2 separate regions of the Homo sapiens genome follow, and region 2 is linked to region 1. A link is an interaction called in ENCODE POLR2A ChIA-PET data of the cell type or tissue named here. Cell type or tissue: MCF 10A. All regions are shown on one strand. Links, peaks and the distances in the headings refer to the core of each region. The heading gives the core; the rest is flanking DNA. Region 1 overlaps BCAS4 (breast carcinoma amplified sequence 4). Region 2 overlaps PARD6B (par-6 family cell polarity regulator beta).

Region 1 (4,000 bases), core at 1-4,000:
TACTCACCTGCTCAGCTGCTGTGTAGTGAGGCAAGTTGCTATCATTGGCCCCATTTTATAAAGAGCAACTGAGGCAGCAGGAGGTGGAGCTTCTCCCCACAGTCAGCGGGAGGAGGTAGAAGAGGTGTCCCCAGGCTGCCTGGCTCCAGAGCCTGCAGTCCTGAGCTCCAGGCTGCCTGAAGGGATTCACTTATGCACTTGGCACAGCGCTAGCACATAGTAGGTGCTCAGTTAGGGTGGGCTGCGAGGATTGCTTTTGTAGACAGCTCTCTCTGGAGGGGCTGATTGTTCCAAACCCCCCCCACCATGCGGCACCGTAGGTGTGTCTCTGACGTCTTCAAGGCTGCCAAAGCCAAGTCCTGAAGCTGCTTTTTACAGAATAACCTGTCGCCTGCTTCCTGCCATGCGCTGATGTCGGCCACCATGGATCTCGCCTGCAGGAATTGAATGGAGTGGCTCACTCGCCTCTGAGCTGCTGCCCATCTGGGTCAGCCCCTCCACACTGCTCATGCCAGGAGCACGCCGGTGCTCAGGGGTGGCCGGGTTCGTGGTGTGTCTCAAGCCATGCTGGGTCATGAGGGGTTGGGCTAGCCACGCCCACCTGGGCACACCCGCCAGGGGTGTCTTGGGTCCCACCTCTCCCACTTCCTCCCATCTTCAGCCCTCCATTCCATCTTGACCACTGGGGGAGGGGCCCAGGCAAGGCCCCACCCTCACCCCCAGCCCTGCTTGGTGGAGATTTCGGCCTCTGGCTCTGCATCCCCAACAATTCTGTTTCCTGCTGTCTCTCTTCCCATCTCCATCTCTGTTGGTATTCTGGTCTGTCTCTATCTTTGTGTCACTGCCTGGATCCATGTCTCTTGCGTTCATCTTGCTTGTCTCTGCGTCTCTCCATGTGTCTCTGCATCCCTATCTGTGCCACTCCATCTCCTCGTCTCTCCTGCCTGTGTCTCTGTCCCATGTCTCTCTGTGTGTCACCTACACAATCACAAACCTTCACTGTGCCCCCTGTCCCCCAGGCCACAATCCTCGCATCCCCCTTCGTGCCCCACCTCCACCTGCATCTCTGGCTCCTCCAAGAGACCTTCCTGGGACCCCTTCCTCCTCAGACTGGAAGGGGAAGGGGAAGGGTGTGGGCCGGCAGGGCTAGGACAGGTCTGAGTCTGTCTGCCGTCCACCAGCCTGGCCGGCCCAGGCTGGGCCGTGGGCACCCATTGCCCTTCTCTGAGCCCTGATGTCCACATCAGGGCATAAGTGCGCCCACAGGAGGGCCCCCCAGGGACGCTTTTGACTGTGTCACTAGAGAGCAACACTTGGTACGTGGGAACTGTTAGTAACAACAGCCATGAACCTGAGGATGAATAAATGGAGGACCTGGGTCCCCGCCTGGGCTTAGGGTCTCTCTGGAGAATAAAACTCACAGGCAGAAACTATCAGCGGATAATAACAAGGTGGGCTGCATGCATCTCACTTCCATGCCTCACAGAGAAAAAGAGGAACGAGCTCAAGGGAAGCTGCAGAGGACAGGCTGGGAAAGGCCTGCGGGAGGGAAGAGCCTGGCCCATGTGTGGCATTCGCAGCACAGCCCACGACAGGCTGCTGGGTCGCAGGCATTCCTGAGTGAGGTTGGGCCCGGCAGGGGATGGCAGGTGTGATCGGTGTCAGAACGCAGGTTCTGGAATCAAGCAGTGTGCAGAGGTGAGTCGTTTGTCAGTGCAGACTCCTGCCTGCTGCCTGCAGCTGTGGATTGGGTCTGGAAAAGGTGCAATCCCTTTGATGCCCACGGAGCCTGGGAAGTACTTGGCTCTGTTCCTGGTCAACTTTCTGCTGGGAAAATAAACCGTGTCTCATTAGGCAGTGAGTTCATCCCGATGCCTGTTCTGGCTGATAACATCACACCTTGTCATGCTGCCAGGCCCAAAGTCAAGGTCAAAGTTCCTGTTACTTAGGGAATCCTAATAATTAACCTGGGAACCTCAGCCGGAGAGGGAGATGCTGGTTTTTAAATGGAGTGAGAAGCTGGAGCAGGGAGGTGGCTGTTTCGGGGCTGGGCATCTCCAAGCACCAATTTCAAGGTGCCACCCTGATCAGGATTGGTGATCACAGTCTTCCAGCCTCCTTGTCCCTTTTGTGTCTGGTAGCTCTTTGCTGGCCTAGACCTGGCTCCAGAGGCCTTGGGCAGTGCCCCTGGAAGTGTGTGCATTGGTACGGGGCAGGAGGGGCTCAGATGACAGTGGTCAGTGCTTGGAGAGACATGGGGGCGCTGCTTGCAGGGCTGCCTGCCAGCATCTTTGTGCCTGACATGTGGCCTCCTATAAGCTCTCACTCTCTGGCCAGCAGTCATTTATTGAGCACCTACTGTGTGCCAGGCCCTCTGATTGATTGATTGATGAGTCACATCACTTAGTGGCTGAGAGATGTTCTGGCACTTGTAATTTTCAAGCCTCCTTGTAAGTTAAACATTGAAGCAGTATCAGAACTGGCTCCCGTAACTGTGATTTAGTTTAAATGTTCATATTTTGAAACTGAATGCATTTAATTACTTAAAATGCAACATTATAACATTGTACGTTTGTGCTGTTCACAAGCTAATGATGGCATTTTAGAAGCATATGAATTCAGGGAGCCCTGTTCAGAATGAAATGAGCCTTCACTCATTGAGCAGTATTTTCTTCCTTTTTTTTGAGACAGAGTTTCGCTCTTGTTGCCCAGGCCGGAGTGCAATGGCGCGATCTCAGCTCACCGCAACCTGGGCCTCCCGGGTTCAAGCAATTTTCCTGCCCCAGCCTCCCGAGTAGCTGGGATTACAGGCATGCGCCACCACACCTGGCTAATTTTGTATTTTTAGTGGAGACGGGGTTTCTCCATGCTGGTCAGACTGGTCTTGAACTCCGGACCTCAGGTGATCCGCCTGCCTCAGCCTCCCAAAGTGCTGGGATTACAGGCTTGAGCCACCTCACCCAGCTGAACGCTATTTTCTAAGCACTTTCCGTTATATGAGCATAATGCCCTATGAGGTAGGAGCAATTATTAGCCCCCATTTTTAGATGAGAAAACAGAGGCACAGAGAGGTTAGTAACTTGGCCAAGGTCACACAGCTAGGAAGGGGGACCGCTGCCATCTGAGGGATTTGGAAATGGGACAGTTTACTGCGCTGGATGAAGGGACTCTGCTCTCAATGCTAGCAGCTCTGGGGCTTTGGTGGGGGATGTCAAAGTGCAAATTCGAGGTCCTCTGTGACCCCCACCTCCACTTCCACCCTTATTCCCATAAGCAACATGAGTCTCACTGAGGGAATGGGCAGGTAGTGGGAAGCCTCTAAGGCTTTGTGCCCTGAGAAGTGAGTTATTCCCCATCAGCAGTCCCCCATTTCTGGTTCTGTTGAGAATGTCCATGGTGGGGTGAGGGTGGGCGGCTCAGCCAGCAGGATGTTCTCCTCTTTCCCTCTGTCTCTAGGGTTCTTGAGCCTGGAGACCACCCCACAGTGTTGCTGCCTGGAGCTTCCTTCCATCCACCTCCATGCCCATCCCGTCCCCACACAGTCCCCTCTTAGCCTGCTTGTCTGCTCCGGGAGCTGCCAAGAACTAGCAACTCCAGCCCCTGGGCCAGGCTTAACTCTGCTGCCAAACCTCCACCCCATCTTCATTCATTCATTCATTCAAGTTAGTACAGTAATCCCTGGTATCCATGGGGCTTGGCTCCAGGAACCCCTTTCAGTTATCAAAAATCCATGGGTGCTTGAGTCTCTAATACAGAGAATATATAGAGAGAATTTGCATATAACTTACATACATCCTTCCATATACTCTAAATCATCTCTAGATTACTTATAATACCTAATACAAAGTAAATGCTGGACGGGCATGGTGGCTCACACCTGTAATCCCAGCACTTTGGGAGGCCGAGGTGGGTGGATCATCTGAGGTCAAGAGTTTGAGACCAGCCTGGCCAACATGGTGAAACCCTGTCTGTACTAAAAATAGAAAAATTAGCCGGGCAT
Region 2 (16,968 bases), core at 5,698-9,697, 100 kb before region 1:
TATAAAATTTTCTTGGAACAGGGTCTCACCATTGCCCAGATTGGAGTGCAGTGGTGCCATCTTAGCGTACTTCAGCTTCGACCTCTCAGGCTCAAGTGATCCTCCCACTTCAGCCTCCCAAGTAGCTTGGACTACAGGCACAAACAAACCACCATGCCCAGCTAATTTTTAAAATTATTTTTGTAGAGACAGGGTCCTGCTATGTTACCCAGGCTGGTCTTAAACTACTAAGCTGAAGCAGTCCTCTCACCTCGCCCTTCCAAAGTGCTGGGATTACAGGCATGAGCCATCATGCCTGGCCACATAATATTTTATGGATTGTCTGTGGCTGCTTTTACAAGAGTGATTATATAGCCTGTAATACCTAGACATTTACTGTCTGACTCTTGACAGAAAACGGTTGTCAACCCCTGGATTAGAACATTTTAAAACATTATTTCATTATTTGATTTCTTCCTCTGATCTTCAAGTGGGGCATAATCTTGAACTTTGTTGATGGCTGTACTATAATGGTTGCTGTTTTGTTACTGTATGGGGATACTGATGGAGCTTATGTAGAAGTTTTTTTTTTTTTCTAGATTTGCTTTTTACTCACTGTGAAGCTTTTATGTCTTACATCTGCCTGCCACCCACAAATGGATCCTTACCCTTTGCTCTGAATGTGTGGTTTATGACCCTCTATGAGCAAAGGAATGAGATTACTAGGCTTTTCAGAATTAATGTTTAAAGAGTAAGAGGTTCAGAGGGAAGCCCTGCAGGATAAGTGAAGAACAGCCACTATTTGTGTGTAAGAAAGTAAGACATCCAGTTTGACTATTTGGAGGCCTTCTAGGTGGATCCTTGTCTGTTCAGTTAGCCGAGATCATTGGCTGAAGAAAAGGCTTGGGATAAATGCGGTGCTGCTGTATCAGCCCATATCATGTACTGTTGCATAAGTGAATTTATACAAGTGGACAGTTGCTATGATCAAGTTTTCAAACTTTCCATCTCATTCTGAGTTTAATGCTCTGATAGTGTTCAGGTAGAAAGTCAACTCCAATTCCTTGTGGACATTCACCTTTACACTTTAACACCCTGAACCCTGGCTTTCTGCCAAAATATTTTCTTTCCCAGTGGCTGGAAACTGATTAGCTAGATGGGAGAACAAAGGTGGCTTTGTACTGGGGCATATTGCTTTTGAGAATTTAGCAGAGAGCATTCAAATGGAGTCTGGATGTGATGCCAAATTATGCAGATTTGGAGTTTATTTTGGTTAGGTTTCCCATGAGTAGGTATGTAGGCAACGTAATACTGTTCTCAGTTTATATGGTCTGGAATTTCCCTTATAAATGTTATATAGGCTTTCCTTATTGATTGTTTTAAAACACAAATATGTATGATTTTGAGAAAACACATTACCAGAAGACTATTCTTGATAGGTTTTTTTGCCAAAAAGATTGTTGTACCAATGGATTTATATCCAAAGCCATATTATAAATACATTTCTGTCTCTGTAAGAGCCCAATGCAAATACTTATAAATGATTACAAGTGTCCCCAAGGGGAAAAAAATGCCAAAAAAATAAGATACCCGTAACCTTATATATTTATCTGAAACTAGGTTTTGAAGAGTGTTCACGCAGCATCAGAAAAGAATACTAAAGCTCCCCATACTCTGACATAATTGATACTTGGCATTCATTATTGTGACTTGGAAGATACTAGCCTCGTAAGAAAACCTGGGCTCTAGTTCTTTCTGTGTAACTTACGTTGTACCCTTAATTTATTGGTTATAAAGTGAAGATGATAATAGTTTAGCAATGAGGGGGTTTAGGATTAAACAAGAGAATATGAGTTGAAGCGCTATACAAACGCAAGATGGTGAGATTGGTGTTTTCTGTGGCAGCAGCTGAGACTAGGATTTTCAACTATTTTGTGGAGGAGGAGGGAAGCCATTTATTTTTTGTTGTTGTCTTTTCTTTTCTTTTTCTTTTTTTCTTTCTTTCTTTTTTTTTTTTTTTTTTTTTTTGCCTAGCCACTGGAAAACCAGGGAGAGGCATTATTGAAGTTGTTGTGTTTTTTTTTTAATTCATGTAAATTTCACTTTTTAGTTTATCCTCATTGTAGTTATTTTTGAAAATACTATTTTAACTTTTGTTTCTGCTGTTAGTTTCATTTTCTGTTTTACCTCTCATTCTCTGATGAAATGTTTTGTTTATAGACTATCTTCCTTCAGCCATATAATTTAACCATATCTGGTGTTAGGTGTTCTGTTTTCCCTTTTAGTTTATTATTTAATTAGGCGGCAGTATTTAAAGATCGCAAGATTTTGCCTAAAAACAAGACTTTCTGGCATGAAGAAAATCTGCGAGGAACTGAGAAGCAGCTATGCCATCTAAATGAGGCAGGAGCTCTCCAGTTTGCCAGAGTCCTACTACTTCCTATTGTCTGTGTCACCACCACTGAGGACAAAATACCATTGAACTTTATGCATAGTTTTTCACACAGTAAAGAAAAAAGTTAAAACTCCACCTTTGCCTCTTTCAAAATGAAAATGAGAGATCAAGAATTCCTGCTGGGCGAGGTGGCTCACACCTGTAATCCCAGCACTTTGGGAAGCTGAGGCAGGTGGATCACCTGAGGTCAAGAGTTCCATCAAGACCAGCCTGGCCAACATAGTGAAACCGCATCTCTACTGAAAATACAAAAATTATCTGGGCATAGTGGCGCATGCCTGTAATCCCAAGCCACTTGGGAGGCTAAGGCAGGAGAATCGCTTGAACCTGGGAGGCGGGGGTGGCAGTGAGCTGAGATCATGCCTCTGCACTCCAGCCAGGACGACAGAGCGAGACTCCGTCTCAAACAATAGCAACAGAAAACTGAGGGAGAGTGTTTATTTGCAGAATACCAAAATTCCGAAGTGTTTGTTTGATATGCATCAGCATCAATTACATTATCTGCCCACTCAGCCTCTGATATTGGTATATGATTTTACTCTCTGATTTACCTTGAGAATCAAATATCCCACTTCAAGTATTTGAGTTGAATATGATAAACATGCAAATTGCAGGCGTGTTTTTGTTTTGTTACCGAGGCTGGAGTGCAGTGATCATAGTGCGCTGCAGACCTGAATCCTGGAGTGAAGCCATCCTCCCATCTCAGCCTCCCAAGTAGCCGGGACTCCAGGCAGACGCTACCTACCACACCTGGCTAATTTTTTTTTACTTTTCATAAAGACAGGGTCTCACGCTGTTGCCCAGGCTGGGCTCAAGTGATCCACTCACCATGGCCTCCCAAAAAAGCACTGGGATTATAGACGTGAGGCACCACGCCCAACCACATTACAAGTTTTTTAAACAAGTGAAGGAAAAATGTATTTTAAGTAACTGGTTTAAAATGATGTTTTAAGGCCGGACACAGTAGCTCTCACCTGTACTCCTAGCACATTGAGAGGCTGAGGCGGGAGGATCTCCTGAGGCCAGGAGTTCAAAACCAGCCTGGGCAACATAGCAAGACCCTATTCAAAAAAAAGTAAAAATACATATATATTTAATGATGTTTAAGAATATGTAAGATCTGGCCAGGTGCGGTGGCTCACGCCTATAATTCCAGCACTTTGGGAGGCCGAGGTGGGTGGATCATGAGGTCAGGAAATCGAGACCATCCTGGCTAACACGGTGAAACCCCATCTGTACTAAAAATACAAAAAGTTAGCCAGGCCTGGTGGCACACACCTGTAGTCCCAGCTACTCGGGAGGGTGAGGCAGGAGAATTGCTTGAACCCGGGAGGCGGAGGTTGCAGTGAGCCGAGGTCACGCCACTGCACTCCAGCCTGGTCGACAGAGCGAGACTCCATCTCAAAAAAAAAAAAAATATGTAAGATCTATCATAGTTTCATTTGCCATATTTAATGTTTAAAAGTGAATGAGCTCTATCAAATTTAACTTCAACATTGGTTTATTTTGTGATGTGTATTTGAGATGGCCACCTAGTGGTTTTTTCTGGTATGGCATTTTACTACTGTACTAGATTATGATCTGATTAGAATAAGCTTATTAGCTAGTTTGTTTATATACCAAATATATTTTGAGTTATCCTTTCTGTACAGATTCAGCTGCAAGTGAATAGATATTTTTACAGCATTTCTATAATTATTTTGTTTTATTTTTAAACAGAAGAAGCAGACTACAGTGCCTTTGGTACAGACACGCTAATAAAGAAGAAGAATGTTTTAACCAACGTATTGCGTCCTGACAACCATAGAAAAAAGCCACATATAGTCATTAGTATGCCCCAAGACTTTAGACCTGTGTCTTCTATTATAGACGTGGATATTCTCCCAGAAACGCATCGTAGGGTACGTCTTTACAAATACGGCACGGAGAAACCCCTAGGATTCTACATCCGGGATGGCTCCAGTGTCAGGGTAACACCACATGGCTTAGAAAAGGTTCCAGGGATCTTTATATCCAGGCTTGTCCCAGGAGGTCTGGCTCAAAGTACAGGACTATTAGCTGTTAATGATGAAGTTTTAGAAGTTAATGGCATAGAAGTTTCAGGGAAGAGCCTTGATCAAGTAACAGACATGATGATTGCAAATAGCCGTAACCTCATCATAACAGTGAGACCGGCAAACCAGAGGAATAATGTTGTGAGGAACAGTCGGACTTCTGGCAGTTCCGGTCAGTCTACTGATAACAGCCTTCTTGGCTACCCACAGCAGATTGAACCAAGCTTTGAGCCAGAGGATGAAGACAGCGAAGAAGATGACATTATCATTGAAGACAATGGAGTGCCACAGCAGATTCCAAAAGCTGTTCCTAATACTGAGAGCCTGGAGTCATTAACACAGATAGAGCTAAGCTTTGAGTCTGGACAGAATGGCTTTATTCCCTCTAATGAAGTGAGCTTAGCAGCCATAGCAAGCAGCTCAAACACGGAATTTGAAACACATGCTCCAGATCAAAAACTCTTAGAAGAAGATGGAACAATCATAACATTATGAAACCGTGGTTTGAATGTTTTCAGAGTGAGGATGCCATGAGGACTTGTACATTTGGCTAGTTTAAAAGCATATATACCTCTGACCAGTGACGTGGAATAGGCATGAGACGAGTAACGTTGCAAGCTTACAATATTATTAAAGTAGTAGTTTGATAATTGTTAATATAAACTTTGGTGGATCAGAGGTGAATTTAAGTCCAAAACAAAGGGGCCTTTGCTGATGAAGTTACGTGCTTTTGCTGTTTTGTCTGTGGAGAATCAGATGTTAAAGCACATTCTTGGAACTATGTGAGAAGACTAGATCATTTCTGTTGGAAGTGGTTGCATATTTAACCTGCTGTGCAGAGCCCAGTTAATTTTTCCTTTAACTGTATTTTTAAAATTCTAATGTGAAGTCTGATTCTCTCTTGTGGTACATTGGGGACCTCAGCTCTTAAAGGTCTCATGTTCCCAATATTTTATTTTGATTTTTTTTTTTTTTTTTTTTTTTTTTTTTTTTAGTGACTGGGTCTCACTCTGTTGCCCACACTGGAATGCAGTGGCATGATCACAGCTCTCTGCAGCCTCAATCCCCTGGGCTCAAGCAGTCCTCCCACCTCAGCCTCCTGAGTAGCTGGGACCATAGGCACATACCACCACATCTGTCTACTTTTTGTATTTTTTGTAGAGACAGGGTTTCGCCATGTTGCCCAAGTTGGTCTTGAACTCCTGGGCTTAAGCAGTCCTGCCTCGGCTTCCCAAAATGCTAGGATTAGAGCCACCATGCCCAGCCTATTTTGATTTTTGTTTTTTTATGTTCCTTTCTAATAAATTGTAACAAATGATGTTCTCAAGTACATTTCCAGTTTCTTTTCTTTTCTTTCTTTTTTTTTTTTTTTTTTTTTTTGAGATGGAGTCTCGCTCTATCGCCCAGGCTGGAGTGCAGTGGCGCGATCTTGGCTCACTGCAAGCTCTACCTCCTGGGTTCACACCATTCTCCTGCCTCAGCCTCCCAAGTAGCTGGGACTACAGGCGCCTGCCACCATGCCTGGCTAATTTTTAGTAGAGACGGGGTTTCGCAGTGTTAGCCAGGAAGGTCTCAATCTCCTGACCTCCTGATCCGCCCGCCTCGGCCTCCCAAAGTGCTGGGATTACAGGCGTGAGCCACCGCGCCCAGTTGTGCATTTCTGGTTTCTAAGAATCAAACCACTTGGCTGTTTTTAGGAGTTACTTCCCATGTTATAAAGCTGAGGAAGCTTTTTTTTTTTTTTTTTGAGACAGAGTCTCTGTCACCCAGGCTGGAGTGCAGTGGTGCAATCTCAGCTCCCGGGTTCAAGCAATTCTCCTGCCTCAGCCTTCTGAGTAGCTAAGATTACAGGTGTGCGCCAACACGTCTGGCTTATTTTTTTGTATTTTTAGTAGAGATGGAGTTTCACCATGTTGGTCAGGTGGGTCTCAAACTCCTGACCTCAAGTGATCCGCCCATCTCCTCCCAAAGTGCTGGATTGCAGGCATGAGCGCCTAGCCAGGAAGCTATCTTTTCTTGAGTTATGAAACTTTGCAACAGTTGTTCAAATTGGTGTTTGTCCTTCCTATAGCTTTCATATTTTCAAATTAATTCTGTATGGCTATATAATTTATGTTTTAAAAGGCAATTCTCTTGACTTTGGAAATATGGAAGTCTCTCCTTTAACCTATTCTTGTTCCCATTCCCAGTCTCATTTGAAATCATTCCTTTTATTGTTAGTGTGTGTATTTTTGTTGGTGTGCTTTTAATGCATCCAAGTATGCATCATTTTGGATAAAAAATACATCCAAATTAAGATGTTTTAACACATAGGACAAACTTGTGCACTTTTTATGCCAAAAAAAAAAAAAATTGGGTTTTCCTTCATGGGATTTCTAGAAACACTGCCTACACTTTATGAAAACTACATAGTATTCACCTGTGACAGGTAGAGTTTATCACTATTAATTTTATGAGGCTATTTATTACTTTCCAATGCATCCACTTAGAACAAGCTAAGAGTAAGGCTGCTAACTTTAATTCCTTGCCTGATTTTATTGTACAGTGTGCACAAGCACAATGGTATGCTTGTATATAGAAACTAAAAATACTATGAAGTACATAAGTTCCCTATGGCTTATGGAGAGTTATTTATTAATTAACTTTATGGTAGGGCTAGTATGAATACCTTTTTAACAATTGTGTGCTATTACAACAATGAAGATTCAAATGACTCCGCTTTGAAGGATGTTTTCTCTATATGGTAAAATATATATGAAGAAGTCTTGATTACGTGAAGATCACTTGACTCAGAATACTTCAATGTATTTTGTTCACATTACCACTAAGCATATTATCAGTAAACTATTAACTGACTGCACATTATGTAATACGTTGTACTTTTTGTTGAATTCACCGAAGTTCTTCCATTTATATGCTATTTTTAATGGCATTCCGGCTTTAACATTCTGTGAGTCTTACAAATTTGACTCTTGAATGGCAAAATAATGTTAGTATGTAGAAGGTTAACTTTCATTTATAATATAAGTGGTGCAGGGGTTCAACATTTTAAGTAAAAATATTTTTACACACTACCTCTCTCTTTTTTTTTTTAAAGTTTTAACATCAGAACTTTTGGGGGAAAAACTACTTCAGGGCTTGACTTTTTGTACAAATTTTAACTGTAAAATACAGATTTATCTTGTACGCATTCATGGAAATGGAAATCAAAGCTGCTATTGCTTTTTATTTTAATTATCCTGTTAAGGGTATCTATCAATGGTATTTTCAAGTAGATCTCTGTTTCTTAAATTATTGGTGAAATAATTGATTACTAGATATATTGTAAAACCAATAGATCCTGGTTATACGATAAAATATCAGCTCATTGGTAGGCTGAATCAATTATTTCAAGTGCACCTTATTAACAAAAGTATCAGTGGATCCAACATAAAATTTTATAGTACTAAATGTCAAGCCTAACTGTGAATTTTGTTCTGTATCTTAAGTAAATTTATGATAATGTTCTCGAGCTATCAACAAAATATATGTACTTTTGTGAGCTATGAATTTTCTAATTAAATTTTACATGCTATAACATGATTTTTACATGAATGATACTTTGTTTATAACTATCAAATGTCAGTATTTTACTACAATTTTATTATAAAGTGTACATTATCACTAAATGAACTTCGATTTTAAAAATCAAATTAGCTTTAGTTGTATATTATTTTTTACAAATAAAGATAGACTTGTATAAAGGCTACTTTCTTGTTTGAAATTATATGAAAAGTTGCCCACAAATACCAGGTGCCCATTATATAAAATAGGTAGGGAGAAAACCCTTGAGTTTTAACAAGATCCTTGCTTCCTTAACTTTTAATTGTTAAAAGATGGACCCCAAATTGTATGTGCACTTTTTGCAACTGTGTATGACCATATGGCTATGGGCTGGATGGTAACTTTTAAAATGTGGTTAATTCTGATAGTGTGAAAGGTTATGCAAGCTATTCACCCAAAGTTATCTTTAAGATTATTTGAAACTAGTTTGTAATGTGACAGCTTATCTTCTGAAATTCAAATTCACTTAGTTATACTTAATTAATATTACCATCTATCTAGTATGGCCTATGTTGATTGAATTCAATTTATACTGAAAAACTTAAAATGTCTGAGAAAAAGGCCAGGCATGGTGGCTCATGCCTGTAATCCCAGCACTTTGGGAGTCTGAGGCAGGCGGATCATGAGGTCAGGAGTTGGAGACCAGCCTGGCCAACATAGTGAAACCCTGTCTCTACTAAAAATAAAAAAAAAATTAGCTGAGCTTGGTGGCGCACACCTGTAGTCCCAGCTACTTGGGAGGCTGAGGCAGGAGAATCGCTTGAACCGGGGAGGCGAGGGTTTTGGTGAGCTAGGATCACGCCACTGCACTCCAGCCTGGGCAACAGGGTGAGACTCCATCTCAAAAAAAGAAAAAAAAAGGTCTGAGAGAAAGAACAACCTTTCCTGAGCCATTTCTAATTCCAAATTAGCCACCCTGTCATCAGCTTAGTTGGTCATTGCACTAACTCTTCTGCCAACAAGTTTAGAGGACAATAGGACAATCCTAATTCCTTCCCTCCAAGTTAAAAACACTAAAAATCCCGAGTATAAATGGAACATCGTGCACACAGAACTCTTCACACCTTTGATTGGGTTGCATTCAGTACCCGATATTCATCTCTGGGTTTTGAGTCCGTGAAACAATGGTGCAGAATTAAAACATCCCTTTCATTCCCAAAAAATGACCCCAATGCAATTTGCATCTTTGTTTTTTTTCTTTTTTTGAGATGGAGTCTCACTCTGTTGCCCAGGCTGGAGTGCAGTGGCACTATCTCGGCTCACTGCAAGCTCCGCCTCCCAGGTTCTCGCCATTCTCCTGCCTCAGCCTCCCGAGAAGCTGGGACTACAGGCGCCCGCCACCACGCCCTGCTAATTTTGTTTGTATTTTTAGTAGAGACGGGGTTTCACCGTGTTAGCCAGGATAGCCAGGATGGTCTCGATCTCCTGACCTCGTGATCCGCCCGTCTTGGCCTCCCAAAGTGCTGGGATTACAGGCGTGAGCCACCGCGCCCAGCCTTGCAATTTGCATCTTAAATCACTGTTGCTTCCTAGTTTCCAGTGCTGAGTAAGAGCTTGATTAAATTTGATTTTGAGGAAAAACTAAAGTTACAAAAATTTACCAAAAACCAGACCTCTCTGTTCTGCCTTTAGGTGCTCAAGTGTTTAACAGCAACTGACAGAACCACTTCTGATTGTGTTTCCCTTCTTTTAGTTTGATGTGGGGTTTAAATTGGAAGTATGTATACCAGCGACTTGGCAGCTGAGTTCTAAGCACAGTTTTGGGAGTGTTTTGCTGTTAAACATGGAAAGCCTTTGTTTTTATCTTGTGATGGCATATCACGTGATGATGATGGCTGTTATCTGTAGGGTAAAGCAAAACCCAGTGCCTCCTAGCTATGATCACATAACATGCTAAATACTTAAGTACTCTCAGAAAAGATATTTTGGAAACCAAAATAAGTCTTCATTGCCCAAACGAAGTATATGTGCAGTCAAATGACTGTCATTGGGTGGATAACTGGGCATTAGAAGGTAAATATAAAGGAAATTAATCGGTTAAAAGATCCTTAATGCCGGGCGTGGTGGCTCACGCCTGTAATCCCAGCACTTTGGGAGGCCGAGGCGGGCGGATCACGAGGTCAGGAGATCAAGACCATCCTGGCTAACACGGTGAAACCCCGTCTCTACTAAAAACACACACACAAAAATATTAGCCGGGCATGGTGGCGGGCGCCTGTAGTCCCAGCTACTCGGGAGGCTGAGGCAGGAGAATGGCGTGAACCTGGGTGGCGGAGCTTGCAGTGAGCCGAGATCGCGCCACTGCACCCCAGCCTGGGTGACAAAGTGAGACTCCATCTCAGAAAAAAAAAAGATCCTTAATATGTCTACCAAATTCTTCCCTAAAAACAAGACTTAGATAATATTTTAAAAGCTAATGTGTTTATCCAGTTGCTTTACAACACAATTGTATTTTATAAGTTAATATTAAAATTCAATGGAGTTTGTATTTTATTTACAAACTATAGGTGTTTTTCCACTTATAAAAGCTCTCTTTTGGGAATTAAGTTTACTCTGAAAGCAGTATTCTCTGTGTAATAGAAAATAAAGAAAATTTAATACCCTTATTATCTAGTTCATTATAATCCCAAGGGATGGATAACAAGATAATACAGCATAAGTAAAGATAACTTTTTAAAAATAATTTTCAGTCATATAAATAATGTGCAAATTCGTTCTCCATATTTAAAAAAAAGTACAGAAAAAGCTAAAGTCTTTTGGCAGTACCATGCACATTTATCCATACCATATTCTGTTACAAAAAGGAATTGTGGCTTAAAATAAGAGTGACTATAATTTATAATCCAAATTGGGACACTTTTGAGAATGAATGGGTTTGCCACGAACTATGCCAGTAGAACAGGCTCGGACCAGATCTGTCTCAGGTAGACTGCAATATGGGTCACCCTGTTATAGGGTCTCTCAAAATTTTTTTTAAAAAACTGCAATACACAGTAAGAAATGCATTGAACACTATAATCCAGGACACACACACTATGTTTTCATACAGTAATGAAAAATGCTCTGATTTTCTATTTCACTTTTGTAGGATGTGTATTGGAACATTCCAAAAACAATGTCAGGATGCCCTGTTTGAAAACACTGTGAAGTGCTTTACTTTTCACTTGAGATATTTGCCATGGGAAAGACTATCATATTTTTCCCTAAAGGAGAATAAAGGTACTGTATTATCTGCTTGCTAGCTTTTTTGTTTGTTTGTTTGTTTTGAAATAATTTCCAACGTAGAAAAGAGCTGCATGAAAAGCATAACCTTTGTCCAGGTTATATCCTCATTTGCTATCTGTGTATTTTTTCCTGAACCACTTCAGAATTAGTTAAAGAGATTCTCCCCTTTTATCCCCTTTAGACTTAGGCATATATTTTCTAAGAACAAGGACATTCTCTTATATTTTTTCTTATACAACCCCAATTATCAAATTCAAAAAAGTTAACATTGCTACAATATTATCTAATATATAAGCAATACTAGAATCTCATCAATTGACCTAGTGATGTCCTTTACAGAAATTTTTTCCTTTTATCCAGGATCCAACCCAGAATAAGACATTGAGTTGTCTCATCTCTTTTGGCCCCTTTAATCTGGAGCAGTTCTTCAGCTTTTCTTTGCCTTTCATAATATTGACATTTCTGAACAGTAAAGATAAATTGTTTCATAGACTGTCCCTCAGTTGGGGTTTATCTGTTTCCTCATAATTAGATTCAAGTGGCTGGGCGTGGTGGTTCACACCTGTAATCCCAGCACTTTGGGAGGCCGGGGCGGGTGGATCACTTGAGGTCGGGAGTTGAAAAGCCTGCCCAACATGGTGAAACCCCATCTCTACTAAAAATACAAAAAATTTAGTTGGGCTTGGTGGTGGACATCTGTAATCCCAGCTACTCGGGAGGCTGGGGCAGGAGAATCACTTGAACCCGGGAGGCGGAGATTGCAGTGAGCCAGGATCACACCACTGCACTCCAGCCTGGATGACAGAGCAAGACTCCATCTCAAAGAAAAAAAAAAAATAGATTTAAGTTATGCGTTTTTATCAGGAATATTACATAGGTGATGTTATATCTTTATTTCACCATGTCAACAGGTACATCATATCAGTTTGATTCAATATTGGTTTATCAAGTGAGAAGTGATTTGGAAAAAATAAAATAAAATATATTGCCAGGTCTGGTGGCTCATGCTTGTAACCCCAGCACTTCGGGAGGCTGAGGTGGAAGGATCATTTGAGCCTAGAAGTTCGAGAGCAGCCTGGGCAACATAGGGAGACCCCGTCTCTACAAAAAATACAAAAACTAGCTGGGCATGGTGGCATGCACCTGTGGTCCCAGCTACTGAGGAGGCTGAGGTGGGAGGATCGCTTGGGCCCAGGAGGTCGAGGCTACAGTGAGCTGTGAGCTATGAGTGCCACTGCACTCCAGCCTGGGTGACAGAGAAAGCCCTGTCTCAAAAAATAAATGAGATGTTCTAATTATTCTTGTGCTCATTAAAAACGTGAATGGAGCCAGGTACAGTGACTCACACCTGTAATCCTAGCACTTTGGGAGGCTGAGGGGGGCAGATCACTTGAGGTCAGGAGTTCCAGACCAGCCTGGCCAACACGGCGAAACCCTGTCTCTACTTAAAATAGAAAAATTAGCTGGGTTGTGGTGGCAGCCCTCTGTAATCCCAGCTACTCAAGAGGCTGAGGTAGGAGAATTGCTTGAACCCAGGATGTGGAGGTTGCAGTGAGCCGAGATCGTGCCACCGCACTCCAGCCTGGATGACAGAGCTAGATTCTGTCTCAAAAAAAAAAAAGAAAAAGAAAAAGAAAACCTGAATGGATCCAGATGAAAGACATGTGTTTTCTATATCCATGTGTTCCGCATCTTTGATTGTTTTCCTTTTGAAGAAACAATAGAAAATGGTGACCTGGCACCAGTATTCTCGAATGTCCTTTGCTTAACCACATTTCTGAACTCAGTAATGACTTTCTCTGGCATTGGTCTGAATGAAAAGAAAGCACCCAAATGATACCTAAATCTGTGACTAATGGGGCTGGTCAGTAGTCAGAGTGTTCAGAGTGGGAGGATGTTGCCTTGGGATTCTTTGGCTTGTGAATACACCTAACTCCAATTGACGTCTAACTTAGATTCAAAGGAATGGATTGGCTCGTGTAACTGAAAAATCAGGGCTAAGATTTCAGCACAGATCGGACACAGTGCCATCTGATAGAATTTTCTGCTTTGTCCAGAGGGGAGTCACTAGCCCCCATGTGGCTGCTGCATACTTGAGGTGTGGCTAGTGCAACTGAGAAACTGGATTTCAAATTACATGTCATTTTAATTAATTTAAATGTTAATAGCCACATGTAGACAGTGGCTACTGTATTATTTTACAGCACAAACTGGAATCCCTCTCCATTTCTTGCTTTTGTTTTCCCCTGTTACCTTTTTTCCCTTAGGCCAAGTCCCTCCTTATGGTGGCAAAGATGGCCTCCAGCAACCCTGGCAACATTCCGTCACATTACCAACCACCTGGCAGGGAGCCTGTCTTCCCCCATGGTGACAGCCAAAGCCCAGAGACCACCCTCACTGACCCTGTCTCAGTCATGTGCCCATCCCTAACCCAATCCCTATAACTCCTAATTGTCCTAGTCTGGGTCATGGGCCCAATTCTGGACCTATTGAGGGAGGGATGGTCCCCTAAAGAAAAATCAGGGATCAGCCAGGTGCAGTGGCTCACGCTTATAATCCCGGCACTTTGGGAGGCTGAGGCAGGTGGATCACCTGAGGTCAGGGGTTTGAGACCAGCCTGGCCAATATGGTGAAATCCTGTCTCTACTAAAAATACAAAAATTAGTCAGGCATGGTGGCGGACGCCTGTAATCCGAACTACTTGGGATGCTGAGGGAGGAGAATCGTTTGAACCCGGGAGGCAGAGTTTGCAGTGAGCCGAGATTGCAGCACTGCCCTACAGCCTGGGCAACAAGAGCAAAACTCCATCTCAAAAAAAAAAAAAAAAAAAAATCAGGGATCAGGGTTCTGTTACCACAAGAAAGAGGAAGAACTACAGGGGAGGGAACACAGTGGGTATCACTTGCAGCTTTTTTTCTTTTTTCTTCGCTCTGTTACCAGGCTGAAGTATAGTGGTGCAATCATAACTCACTGCAGCCTCAAACTCCTGGGCTCAAGCAATCCTCCCACCTCAGCCTCCTGAGTATCTGGGACTATGGATGCGTGCCGCCACACTCAGCTAATATTTTTCGGAGAGACAGGGTCTCACTATGTTGCCTGGGCTAGTCTCGAACTCCTGGCCTCAAGCAATGCTCCTGCTGCCTTGTAGATTTAGAGTATTTGGGAACACATTTTTTATAAAATGTCCTGCACAAAGTAAATTGGGGACAGAGAGCAGTGCTCTATCAAAGGAAAATGGTGGAAATTAAATACAGAGACCAGTGGCAGTGTTCTACCTTTAAAGGAAAAACTTAAAACTCCTGACAGCGACTATACTAGGACTTCTGTTTTCAAGTGTTATTGCTTATTTTGATTCTATTTTAAATACATCTGCTGAGATGGGCAGATCACTTGAGCCCAGGAGTTTGAGCAACATAGCAAGACCTCATCTCTACAAAAAATTTCTTAAATTAGCCAGGCATGGTGGTGCACACCTGTAGTCCCAGCTACTCAGGAGGCTGACTGAGACAGGAGGATTGCTTGAGCCTTGGAGTTTGAGGCTGCAGTGAGCTATGATCATGCCACTGCAATCCAGCCTGGGCCAGAGCAAGATTTGTCTCTAAAAAACAGAAAAGAAAAGAAAAGAAAAAAATATATATATATGAAATAAATCTGACATAAATTGAATATATAAAGAATATATAAATGCAATATAAACTTCAATCTGAAATGGCAGTTTCAAATCCTATTACTTTCAAAGTATAGAAATGATAGGACCATGGGTCTCAGAGAGGAGGTTGCAAATTCAAATGCCCAAAGGGCCAGAGTGGGGCAGGGCAGGTGGGGCTGGTAAACAGGAGATGCCCGCCCCCAGCAAGGCAGGGGCCACCACATTCGATGGTTGTCATTTGGGTATGTGTGGGCCCAGTGTTGTCAGCTCTTATAACTTTTTTTTTTTTTTTTTTGAGACTGAGTTTTGCTCTTGTTGCCCAGGCTGGAGTGCAATGGCACAATCTTGGCTCACCGCAACCTCTGCCTCCCAGCTTCAAGCGATTCTCCTGCCTCAGCCTCCCAAGTAGCTGGGATTACAGGCATCTGCAACCATGCCCGGCTAATTTTTTGTATTTTTAGTAGAGATGGAATTTCACCATGTTGGCCAGGCTGGTCTTGAACTCCTGACCTGAGGTGATCCACCTGCCTCAGCCTACCAAAGTGCTGGGATTACAGGCGTGAGCCACCACGCCCGGCCCTGCTTATCCAGATTTTCATAAGAAATGTCCTTTTTTTTTTTTTTTTTTTTTTTTGAGACGGAGTCTCGTTCTTCTGCCCTGGCTGGAGTGCAGTGGCAAGATCTTGGGCTCACTGCAACCTCTGCCTCCTGGGTTCAAGCACTTCTCCTGCCTCAGCCTCCCGAGTAGCTGGGACTACAGGCACGTGCCACCACGCCCAGCTAATTTTTGTATTTTTAGTAGAGACGGGCTTTCACCATGTTGGCCAGGATGGTCTCAATCTCTTGATCTCGTGATCCGTCCACCTCGGCCTCCCAAAGTGCTGGGATTACAGGCATGAGCCACCGCTCCTGGCCGAGAATCCCCCTTCCTAAATTGGTAAAATCTGATTCATCAGAATTGCAATTTTGATCAAAGCCAGTAACTCCTCACACAAATCCTTCTATGTGTGCAGAAAGTGAGCGTCTGAAAACTCCAGGCGGAGTTTTTGCGCTAGGTTATCTACCAGAAGAAAGGACAAGAAAGGCTAGAATTTGACTAATGGTTCCACCCCCCAGATTGTATCAGCACAGCATTCCTCTTTCACTCAGTCTCTTAGCAATGCTTGCAACTACAAGGAAACAGCATTCATACCATTGTTTCTAAGACCTGAAGCAGGTTACATTCAAACCCAGCACTGTTCTTATAGAACATAAGAGTTTTGTTCCCAGGCTGCTTCTCTGCCAGCATGTGATACCCTTCAATAAATGGTAGGTAAGTTGCATATCAGGTTTTCTCCTGCATTCCCAGAGGGCTTCAGCTGCTGTCTCAGGTATGAACCCAAAATGACTCAGGCAAAAATGTGTATGCTTAGTGACTCAGAAACTAAATCATTAACTTGGTAAGTACATGCACGGGTAAGGAGGAATTCAAGGAGAGACTTAGAACATAGGCCTTCCAGTAATGCCACTGATGATGACTGCCTGAGTACAGCAACGCTGAACGGTGTCACTTCTCAGGTGGACCAGTGACGAACCCTAGAATCACCAAGAATCTCAAATCAGTCATTCTCAGGAGCAACAATCCACATAGGGTAATTTACAAAGAATGCTGATTTCAATTGTTTGAATCCTTACCTGGTGAAACAAGAAAATGTGGAAAAAGCTCCTTGACTTTAAAAATACACACCCACACACTTTTTTTTTTTTAAAGGGACAAGGGCTTGCCGTCTCCCACACAGGCTCGTGGGCGGTGGTGCGATCATGGCTCACTGCAACCTCGAACTCAAGGATTCTGGCAATCCTCCCACCTCAGCTTCCCAAGTAGCTGGGACTACAGGCATGAGCCATCACACCCGGCTAATTTTCTTTTTTTCTTTTCTTCCCCTCACCCCAATTTTTTTTTTTTTTTTTTTGAGATAAGGTCCTGCTCTGTCGCCCAGGCTGGAGTGCAGTGGTGTGATTAT

Evidence for each region. Peaks named below come from ENCODE experiments on the same cell type or tissue, not always from the same donor. Only the 100,000 strongest peaks of a DNase experiment are listed, where the experiment ranks them.
Region 2: POLR2A ChIA-PET joins it to region 1 with 5 read pairs; 3 of 35 experiments call an interaction of 5 or more read pairs at or near these places.

What each region holds. Positions count from the first base shown.
Region 1 is chr20:50,854,465-50,858,464 of GRCh38, forward strand. All of the region lies in intron 4 of BCAS4 (breast carcinoma amplified sequence 4), which reads left to right. Among named protein-coding and RNA genes, the nearest start is that of BCAS4, 61 kb to the left of the region's middle. In MCF 10A, for the core only: no CTCF peak of the experiment used is centred there; a DNase peak (open chromatin) is centred at 1,817.
Region 2 is chr20:50,745,506-50,762,473 of GRCh38, forward strand. It overlaps PARD6B (par-6 family cell polarity regulator beta), which reads left to right. Exons shown (of 3, transcript NM_032521.3): 3 at 4,154-8,236. The coding sequence ends at 4,983. Among named protein-coding and RNA genes, the nearest start is that of PARD6B, 22 kb to the left of the region's middle. In MCF 10A, for the core only: no CTCF peak of the experiment used is centred there; no DNase peak of the experiment used is centred there.